2 separate regions of the Homo sapiens genome follow, and region 1 is linked to region 2. Evidence: read pairs that join two places in POLR2A ChIA-PET (ENCODE). Cell type or tissue: B cell. All regions are shown on one strand.

The links. ChIA-PET counts read pairs that join two places held together with the same protein. Peaks named below come from ENCODE experiments on the same cell type or tissue, not always from the same donor. Only the 100,000 strongest peaks of a DNase experiment are listed, where the experiment ranks them.
Region 1: POLR2A ChIA-PET joins it to region 2 with 6 read pairs; 2 of 35 experiments call an interaction of 5 or more read pairs at or near these places.

The regions. Positions count from the first base shown.
Region 1 is chr4:109,462,068-109,467,067 of GRCh38, reverse strand. It overlaps SEC24B (SEC24 homolog B, COPII component), which reads right to left. Exons shown (of 24, transcript NM_006323.5): 2 at 3,424-4,167. Among named protein-coding and RNA genes, the nearest start is that of MIR576, 24 kb to the left of the region's middle. In B cell, no CTCF peak of the experiment used is centred here; no DNase peak of the experiment used is centred here; H3K27ac peaks cover 999 bases.
Region 2 is chr4:109,680,930-109,685,929 of GRCh38, reverse strand. It overlaps MCUB (mitochondrial calcium uniporter dominant negative subunit beta), which reads right to left. Exons shown (of 8, transcript NM_017918.5): 5 at 3,188-3,348; 6 at 1,284-1,487; 7 at 563-679. It also overlaps a transcript of CASP6 not described here. Among named protein-coding and RNA genes, the nearest start is that of CASP6, 20 kb to the left of the region's middle. In B cell, no CTCF peak of the experiment used is centred here; no DNase peak of the experiment used is centred here; H3K27ac peaks cover 563 bases.

The DNA.
Region 1 (5,000 bases), 220 kb after region 2:
GGCGTGAGCCACCGCGCCCGGCTGGAGTGGACTTTTTAATAAAATAATTGAAGTTCTAGTACTGAATTATAATGTACTAATAGGCTTTTCTAAAATAAAGCAAATGAGATAATATTTAAAGGTCCCCTTTAGTCTATGTTTTGAATATGAATTCATTAGCTGCCTAAAAATAACAGTATGTATCCATCTGTCATATTTTTGATATTTGCTTAACTCAGGTTTATACTTTTGCATCTCCAACTCTATAAAATGACTGAGGACTTTTAGTATATCTGAAATGAAGATAGTATAATCAAGTAGTAAAGAAGGTAATCATTTTTGTCAATTATTCAAAGGTTGAATTTAACACAAAACTATTGGCCGGGTGCAGTGGCTCACGCCTGTAATCCCAGCACTTTGGGAGGCCAAGGCGGGCGGATCACAAGGTCAGGAGATCAAGACCATCCTGGCCAACATGGTGAAACCCTGTCTCTACTAAAAATATAAAAAATTAGCCAGGTGTGGTGGCGGGTGCCGCTAGTCCCAGCTACTCGGCAGGCTGAGGCAGGAGAACGGCATGAACCTGGAAGGCGGAGCTTGCAGTGAGCTGAGATGGCGCCACTGCACTCCAGCCTGGGTGACAGAGCGAGACTCCATCTCAAAAACAAAACAAAACAAAACACAAAACTATGTTTAATACTTAAGATTTTCATTTTAATGTGAAAATATAATTTGAGTATTGAAAGCAATTATGTTGCCAGACTTTCTAGAACATTAAACTCAGTATTCCCTTACCCTGTACCTAGTACAAGGTACTTTTACCTAGGCTCCCCAAGGCACTGCAACAAATTCACAGGTTTCCAAGGAATATTTTAAATCGTTAAGAAAAACAGTGATATGTGTCAGATACCTTACGAACTACTACTAAGTTACATGGGGCACTTGAAAAATATTGAAACGTATCAACTGAGAAAGTTTGGGAACTTTGGCAATATTTAATTTTAAAGTAGATTTTTAAAATAACCTCTTTTTTTTTGAAATGAAGCACGTTTGTCATATTAACCTGAGATAATATTTAATTTGTCAACCTCTGAACTTCAATTAAAAAGTAATTTACCAATCTAAATGCAGGGGAAAAAAACCCACTTCTGAACACAAATTAAATTCTAAAATATATTCATTATGGCATCCACAGTACAGTACTAAGATTAAAAGAATGAAAATATATCCTGCCTCTCTGCCTACAGGACCCATTAGAGCAGTTACTCAAACAGAGAATAGTTTTGTAATTATTCTCCCCCTTTATTTAATCTTTTCTTAATGACAGGCCTTTCCCAATTACATGTTCTGTTCATTAGCCAAGTGACCCCATATTTCCCTGACACATCTCAATATAAATTAGTTCCATCCAGGGTGCTATTTCCACCTCAGAACTAAGATAGGAATTACTTGTATTTCCTTTGTCATGAAAGTCACAAAATCCTTAAGTTGGAAGGACTTTAGGATAAGTGGATCTGTAAATAGAATGTTGAAAGAAGAGAGAGGAAAACAATTTCTAGAGGACAGAAAGCCCTGGTTCTGAGGGAGACAGAAGAAACTGACCTCTAGGCCAAGCTCTGTTTCTACCATTAATGACCACAGGCAATTCAACTTGGATAACTTTCTTCATTTGTAAAACAAAAGGACTACAGTAAAATTTAGATGTGTTTCACAGCATCACTGAAGATCCAGTTAGAAATAGATTCTCAAGAGTACCCTGGAGATTCTATTCTAGCTCAGTAATTTGTAGTTGAATATCACAATCTGTGCCAGTGATTCTGGTAGACAGCCAGATTTCGGAACTGTGACAGACACTTTGAGTTGACTCACCCAAGTCAGTGCTAACTCCCTTTTTTCTTGTTCGCCTCTACTATGGATGCTAAAAAAAAGATTCAATATTCATTTTCCAGCCTTCCCTGAAGCTAGGAATGGTCTTTTAAACAGCTATGGCAAATGATCTGTAAAATGAAGTCTGTCAATGCCACTAACCAGTCCCCTTTCCTCTCCCTTCTTGGTGCTTTTAATTCTGACTTAATGTCTATAGGTACAGAAGTATCTTGTTTCTATAACCTACATGCTGCAGGTGGCAGAGTGGAAAGAGAAAAAAGGATACCAAGAACAGCGGGATCCACTGCATCCACCTAGACTTGTGATGTGAGGAAAATACCCCCTTTTTGTTTAAACTACTATTAGCTGCTTGTATCTGAAAGCATTTCTAAACGACATAGCAATGAAAGAGTAGATGATCTCAAATGTACAGCTTGGGTCTAATATTAAAGTTCTAATTTTAAATAATCTCATTGTCCAGAGAAGGATATCTTTCCACAGCATCTTTGACACATGGCTATCCAGATAATGATACACAATCTAAAGGCATCATTCCAAAAGTTACCACAGCTTTACCAATTCCCATTTTTTACATGCATTTTCATTCGGTTCAAAAGCAGATTCTGTTAAATTCAAGTCACAAATTGAATTAAAATGAATATATCCTAGGGAAAGGAAACACTGCACTTAAAAAGCCACATTGGGCCAGGCACAGTAGCTCGCGTGTTCGAGACCAGCTTGGGCAACATGGCAAAACCCCATCTCTACAAAATTAGCTGGGTGTGGTGGCGTATGCCTGGTAGTCCCAGCTACTTGTGGGGCTGAGATGGGAGGATCGCTTGAGCCCAGGAGGTCAAGGCTGCCGTGAGCTGAGATCATGCCCAGCCTGGGTGATAAAGTGAGACCCTGTGTCAAAAAAAAAAAAAAAGGGCAAGCCACGTCTTACATACATAATTTTTAAATGAAAAAATTTAACAACACCTTGGTTTAGGAAGGTCAGAAGGGCTGAATACCAGGGTATTCTTCATGCATCTTCCTTTCCCTTCCCCATCTTTCAGCCTAACTTACTAATCTGAAAATGAGAAACACTGTTTACGTGCAGGAAAGATGTCTTCTGCAAAAGTCACTAATAGGGGCTAACTTGGGGAAACCAGTGCACTGCTGCAAACCATCCTTTTTTCTAAGTAAGTGGGGCTCTGGCTAAAAAAACAACTGTCCCAAGGTTGAACTAGTATAAAAGAGAAAATAGTGGCCAACATATCCTCAAAACAGACCCTTCCATTTTGCCCTGTATCTAATTCACATTAAAGACAACTATTGCAGATGTATAAAATATATCAATAAATGTTGACTGATCATGGCAAGGAACCAAGCTAGACAAGGCAGATGGTTGGGTGGCTAATTGGGAATGGATGAGAAGAAAGGGTTCAAAGAGGTGCTACAAAAAGCCACAATAAATTAGCAAACTTCCAGTTTTTCTATTAGGCAATATCACCTCTAACCTTCATGTAAATAATAACTTAATTGGGAATGCACTGATTTTCAAACATGTTTTGGTGAACTTTTCATTCAACCTACCAGTAATGGTTGGGTTGTTGTTCGCTACAGCCAGGGATCCTGTGTGGTTTCGGATGAGATTGTCTTGAGTCGATGGAAGGCCTGGAGATGACCACGTTAGAGTACTGTATCCTGAAAGACTTTGCTGCTGGTGGTGCTGTTGTGATGGTAGAGGTGGAAGTGGCGATGGATGGCTGATAGCTGTATTTTGACCAGAGAATGAATTATCTTTAACTGGCCTAACAGTCGGAGCATTCTGTGAGGTAAACATTTGCCCATATGTATCACCAGCAGGCAGAGAGGGATATGAAACACTAGGATACGCGGCATTAGAAACAGTTGACATAGCATAATGACCACAAGTAGAGGGAAATCCCTGAGACGCAACAGAAGAGCTGGCAGAGTACATGGCTGGACTATTGTAGTGATTCACAAAAGAGGAGTATGGTTGGGAGGCACTCGTATGCAAATGGGATGCTGACGATGCAGCACCTTGGAAAGATCCTAGAGTGGATCCCACAATATGAGGGGCAGGAGGACCCCTGCTGTACAACTGCTGTGCTCCTGGTTGCTGGTTCACTGTGTTAGGAGTCACATTTTGTGTTGGTACTGTATAGAGAGCAGAGTAGTAATCACCACACTGGGTATCCAATGGCAATGAGGTCATTTTCCCAGGTCCTTGAGAGTAATGTCCTGAGGGAGCAATATAGTTTTGATGATGCAATCCATATCCAGATGGAACCTGCATTTGATTCTGGGCTGGACCTGAAAAAGCAAGTATTTACAGGTATTTGTAAAGAGATAACTAATTTTTAAAAATAGCCCCCATTTAAATATTGAAGCAATTAACTTTCTTTTCCATAATCCCAACTTATTACAAAAGGTATACACTGTTATAGACCCATTATGGTAGCCTGCCTCCAACATGGCCCCCAATGATCCCCACCTCCTGTTATTCACACCCTTGTAGTCCTCCCTCACAATGTACCAGGACTGGTCTGTATGAACAGTAGCATACGGCAAAGGTGATGATATGTCACTTCCATGTTAGCCCAGTCTTGAGCTCTGGCTCTCTTTCTCTCAGATACCCCAGTCTGAAAGAAGCTAACCTGCCAAGCCGTGAACAGCCCTATGAAGAAGCCCATGCAAGGAGGAACTTAACTCTCTGGCCAACAGCCAAAGAGAAACTAAGATCTGCCAACAACCACGACTGAGCTTTCAGGCAGATCCTCCAAACTCAGTAGAATCTTGAGATAACTATAGCCCAGCCAACAGGTTATCTCATGAGAGACCCTGAGCCAGAACCACCTAGCTAGGCTGCTCCCAAGTTTATCTTCCTGAGAAACTGTGAAATAAATAGTTGTTGTTTTACAAGTTGTTAAGCTTAGGGGGTATTTTGTTATGCAGCTATCAGTAACTAATATACCCATCCTGGAAGAAGTTTAAACTTTGAGACAGGGTCTCGCTCTGACCCCAGGCTCTATAGAGTGTGATGGCTATAGAGCGCGATGGCATGATCATGGTTCACTACAGCCTTGTTCTCCTGGGCTCAAGCAATCTTCTCACCTCAGCCTCCCGAGCAGCTGGGACCACAGGCG
Region 2 (5,000 bases):
CTGAACAAAGTTAATGAGTAAATTGGGAGGCCAGAGATAACTGGCTAACAAGCAGACTGTGAAAAAGTACTTAAGAATATAGACTCCGAAATCAAACTTGTGTTCGTACCATGGTTCCTTCACTTTTTAGCAGTGTATACCTGAGTAAGTGCCTTTCAGAAGGGAAAAAGATGAAGGGAGGAATACTATAATGATTCTTCTATCTTTAGGGACAAGAAACTTATAAATGCCTTAAGTTCCTTATCACAGTGTTCACCTTCCTAAAATGCTATTTTTTATTATTTGCTTAGAAATGGATTTCCAGTGAAAACTTTTATTTTACTATCTCAAGTCATTTAAGAAATTTTAACACACATATTTAAAGCTATCTTCATGTACAGAAGAGTAAAACTGGGATATGAAATTAATATGAAATATGTCAACCATTTCAATGAACAATCCCACAACACACAGAAATCTAGGACCAAGATTTAATTTGTGAGGATGAGCCACCAGTTATACTTCCCTGATACTAAGTTCTGGCTCCCAAACAAACCAGCTATAAGATGTATTTGTAGTATACCTTAGCAAGGTCTTCTTTTAACTTGTTGTATTGCTGCACATCAAAGTGCTGTTGCTTTGATTTCTTGTGGAAGAACTGAAGAAATTGCCTACTCTTAACAGCTGAGTAAGTATAATCCTTAAAAAAAAAGAGAGAGAGAAGAAAACAACATGTTTTGAATGAACATAATGCCTCTGCAAGAAAGATACTTGACTCAGCAACACCAAAGCAAAAGAAGGCAGATGAATGAGTGAAATATTTGCAATGGCCATGAGAGTAAGCATAAGCCAACACAAAACATTTAGTCTCATTTAAGATCTGCTGCTCCTTTCAAAAACAGGCAAGCTGGGAAGAGAAATTACACATAATGGGAAAGAAGAAGGAAGAAATAAGAAAAGGGAGATTTTTGGCATATTAAATAACCATGAGGCAAAGCTGATGTTACTGAATGTTTTGCAATGCAAATTCAGTTTTTTTTATAAATGAGGGCACAGAGAACACATATTTATCCCAATGGAGGAATTTGTGTGTTACACTAATTACTTCTCCAAAGAAGTTATATATAATTTCTCTGTGTTGTGAGTCTTCATTCAGTCTTGTGAAAAACAATAAAAAATTTACCAGCTCATAAAAACCAGATGGCAGTAATTCAGTAAATAAAAAGGCTTTTTTGCTCATTGCTTAGATAAGACATTCTTTGCAAAGATGTTCTAACTTACCATTTTCCTAACAAACTACTCACCTGTCGAGTGACTATAAAGTATGCAAAAAAGACCATAGAATTTGCAAATGTGATGAAGTATGTAACTGGCTCCATGATATCCCAGGAGTACACCCACCACGTGAGCCAGGCCAGTGCCCCACCCTGAATGGACAGCAGTGCCAATCCAGCCCACAGGAGTCCACTGGTTTTGGCTTCCGAATGAGCTTCTATTCCAGCTTTCACCTGAGGGGGAATGAAAAACTGTTAATTCTGTTTACAAATACACCAACTAAAGGGACAAAAAGCAAGATGAAAAGGAACTCTTGCCGGGCGCGGTGGCTCACGCCTGTAATCTCAGCACTCTGGGAGGCCGAGGTGGGCGGATCACGAGGTCAGGAGATCGAGACCATCCTGGTTAACATGGTGAAACCCCGTCTCTACTAAAAATACAAAAAATTAGCCGGGCATGGTGGCAGGCGCCTGTAGTCCCAGATACTCAGGAGGCTGAGGCAGAAGAATGGCGTGAACCCAGGAGGTGGAGCTTGCAGTGAGCCAAGATCACTCCACTGCACTCCAGCCTGGGCGACAGTGCAAGACTCTGCGTCAAAAAAAAAAAAAAAGAAAAGAGGAACTCTTGAACAAATGCACATCTGCATTACTTTGAAGAGGTCAGACATATGGAAAAACAATTTATGAAACATACATGAATGAGTAAATGCTCATTTCAAATCAGCTCACTAATAAAACTCTTTAAAACTATAAAGGTAATAACTGCCCTTGGAAAAATGAATAGTAAAGTATACAATTGAAAACTCAGAAGTCATCCTCTGAAACCCAACTAAAATTAGAGGCCTATTTGACTCAGCAATTCTACTTCTAGGAATTCATTCTGAATATATACCTGCATACACAAAACCCATTACAGATTCATTCTCAATAGCTGAAGTCCTAAAAGAATCCATATGCCCATCAAGATATTACACAACTGTAATGAAGCTCTGTGCCAATAAGGAGAGATTTCTATAATACACTGAAAAAAGATGAGAATAGTGCATAATAGTGTGCTTCCTTTTCTGAGAAAGAGAATAAAATAAGAATGTATTTGTTTGTACACAGATAAAGGAAATCTGAAATGATTCATAAGTGTGGAGAATATAGTAACTGTGTGGAGGACAGGGTGGGAGGAAAACTTTAGATTTTAAAATTTTAATCCAAGTAAATATATTACAAGTAAAGAAAAAACTAAAATGGTAAACGATAAAAAAAACCAAACAAGTCCCTCTCTCTGCCATCCTCCAAATACCCTTAGAGGTAATCACTATTAAAACTTCCTTACATCTCCAGAAACTTTCCATTCATATTCAAAGATACACATATACCTTCCCATTTAAATAAAAACCACAAATGGGATTATAAGTCTAAAGAATGCAATTCTTTCCCTTGAAACAAACCAATTTCCCCAACTATCCCCCCAAATCAAAGTTATTTTTTCCACACCATTGATTAACTTTAGATGCTAGCCATTACCAACTTTCCAGCTGCAATTCTGTTAGGCACAGCAGGGGCTCTGGGCCTATTCTCTAAAAAGGAAAGGGAGGTAGGACTCCAGCTAGTGCTGCCCTGCTCATATTATACTTATTTACAGAGACATTATGACTGATCTCTGGAGAGGAGGCATGGCATAGAGTTTAAGATGGCAGCTCTGAACACAGGCCACGTGAGCTCAAGTCCAGGCTCTACCATGTATTAGCGATACAGCTCTGTTGCTCAGTTTCCTCATCTGAAAAATGAGGAAGATAAAAGCACTGAACTTACAGGTTTTTTGTGAGGCGTAAAGGAGAAAATTAGCATATGGAAAGCATTCAGAAAAATGCTCACATGAGGAGCACTCAATAAACACTAGGTATTATTTTCAAATATACTCAACCGTGATGCTTCCTAACCTGTTCAAGGGGCTGCAGCTGTTCCTTCAGGTGGTCAATTTTCTCCAGTAAATGGTGCTCTCTCTTTTTCTGAGACTCTTCTAAATGCAAGATTGTAAATAGTCTGTGAACCAAAGATTTCATGTGTTCCATCTCAGCAGTGTGCTCATTACTTGGTTTTTCTGAGAAAAGACACAAGGGAAACAAGCCAGTCACCACATTGTTCCCGCAGGGTGTGTAAATCTTTCGGTCCCCAATTCTCTTTCCAAATATTATCTTAGGATCCACAGGGTAAGGAAGCTGGTGTACAAACATGTAAACAAAGGTGTAATATACATTTGAAAAGCAGTTCAAGTGTACTTTTCAACAAAGAGAGTCACAGTAAACAACAAAGTGTGGATCTGAAGAGCAGTTCATATACAAGGTAAAAAAAAAAAAAGTCACCAAAAAAATGACTTTGGCATAAGGATTATTTTCAGCTGAAGGCAATTGAGCATAAGCAGCTACAAGAAAGGCTCTCTGGCCTCTCCCTTTTTGCCCAAAAGCAGGACACAAATTTTACAAAGACCTCGTGAGAGACAGAACTAGCTGGATTTCCTAGGCCAACTAAGAATCCCTAAGCCTAGCTGGGAAGGTGACCGCATCCACCTTTAAACACGGGGCTTGCAACTTGGCTCACACCCAACCAGAGAACTCACTAAAATGCTAATTAGGCAAAAACAGGAGGTAAAGAAATAGCCGATCATCTATTGCCTGAGAGCACAGCGGGAAGGACAAGGATCGGGATATAAAACCAGGCATTCGAGCCAGCAATGGCAACCCCCTTTGGGTCCCCTCCCTTCGTATGGGAGCTCTGTTTTCACTCTATTTCACACTATTAAATCTTGAAACTGCACTCTTCTGGTTCGTGTTTGTTACTGCTCGAGCTGAGCTTTCGCTCACTGTCCACCACTGCTGTTTTGCCGCCGTAGCAGACTCGCTGCTGACTTACATTCTTCCGGATCCAGCAGGGTGTCCACTGTGCTCCTGATCCAGCGAGGCACCCCTTTGCCGCTCCAGATCGGGCTAAAGGCTTGCCATTTGTTCCTGCACGGCTAAGTGCCTGGGTTTGTCCTAATTGAGCTGAACACTAGTCACTGGGTTCCATGGTTGTCTTCCGTGACCCACGACTTCTAATAGAGCTGTAACACTGCATGGCCCAAGATTCCGTTCCTTAGAATCCGTGAGGCCAAGAACCCCAGGTCAGAGAACACGAGGCTTGCCATCATCTTGGAAGTGGCCCACGACCATCTTGGGAGTTCTGGGAGCAAGGACCCCCGGTAACACTCTCTACCAGAAAGAACAAAGGTAGATCGCCAGAGACAACTTTAGACCCTTTTCAGCTTGGAGACTGCACCAGAGGAATCTACAGACAAACTTTAGTAGCTTTTGACTACCTTTAACCAACTTATTTGCTTTTCCACAATTTGCTGACCCCAGAGACTCAAGGACCTTTTCCTTTGACTTGTCACAACTCTAAAAATGTATTATTCTTTGTAGAAGATGCTCTATCAGCTGAGGTTCAGAGCCACCTCTTTGAGAATTACTCATTCCTTGGATACCTCCCATGTGTCTATGGAATATACACATTAATAAACTACTGTTTGTTTTCTTCTTAGTAATCTCTCTTATCACAGGGGTCCATCCCAGCTAAGAACTAAGAGTAAAGGGAAAATTATTTTTCAACTCTTACAGGAGTTACGGTTTCAGAGTTTTTAATATAAAGTTCTCTTGATTATAGACTTCCCTCATCCCACCTCCTCCATGGGTTTATAAGTCCATATAAAATTAGGCT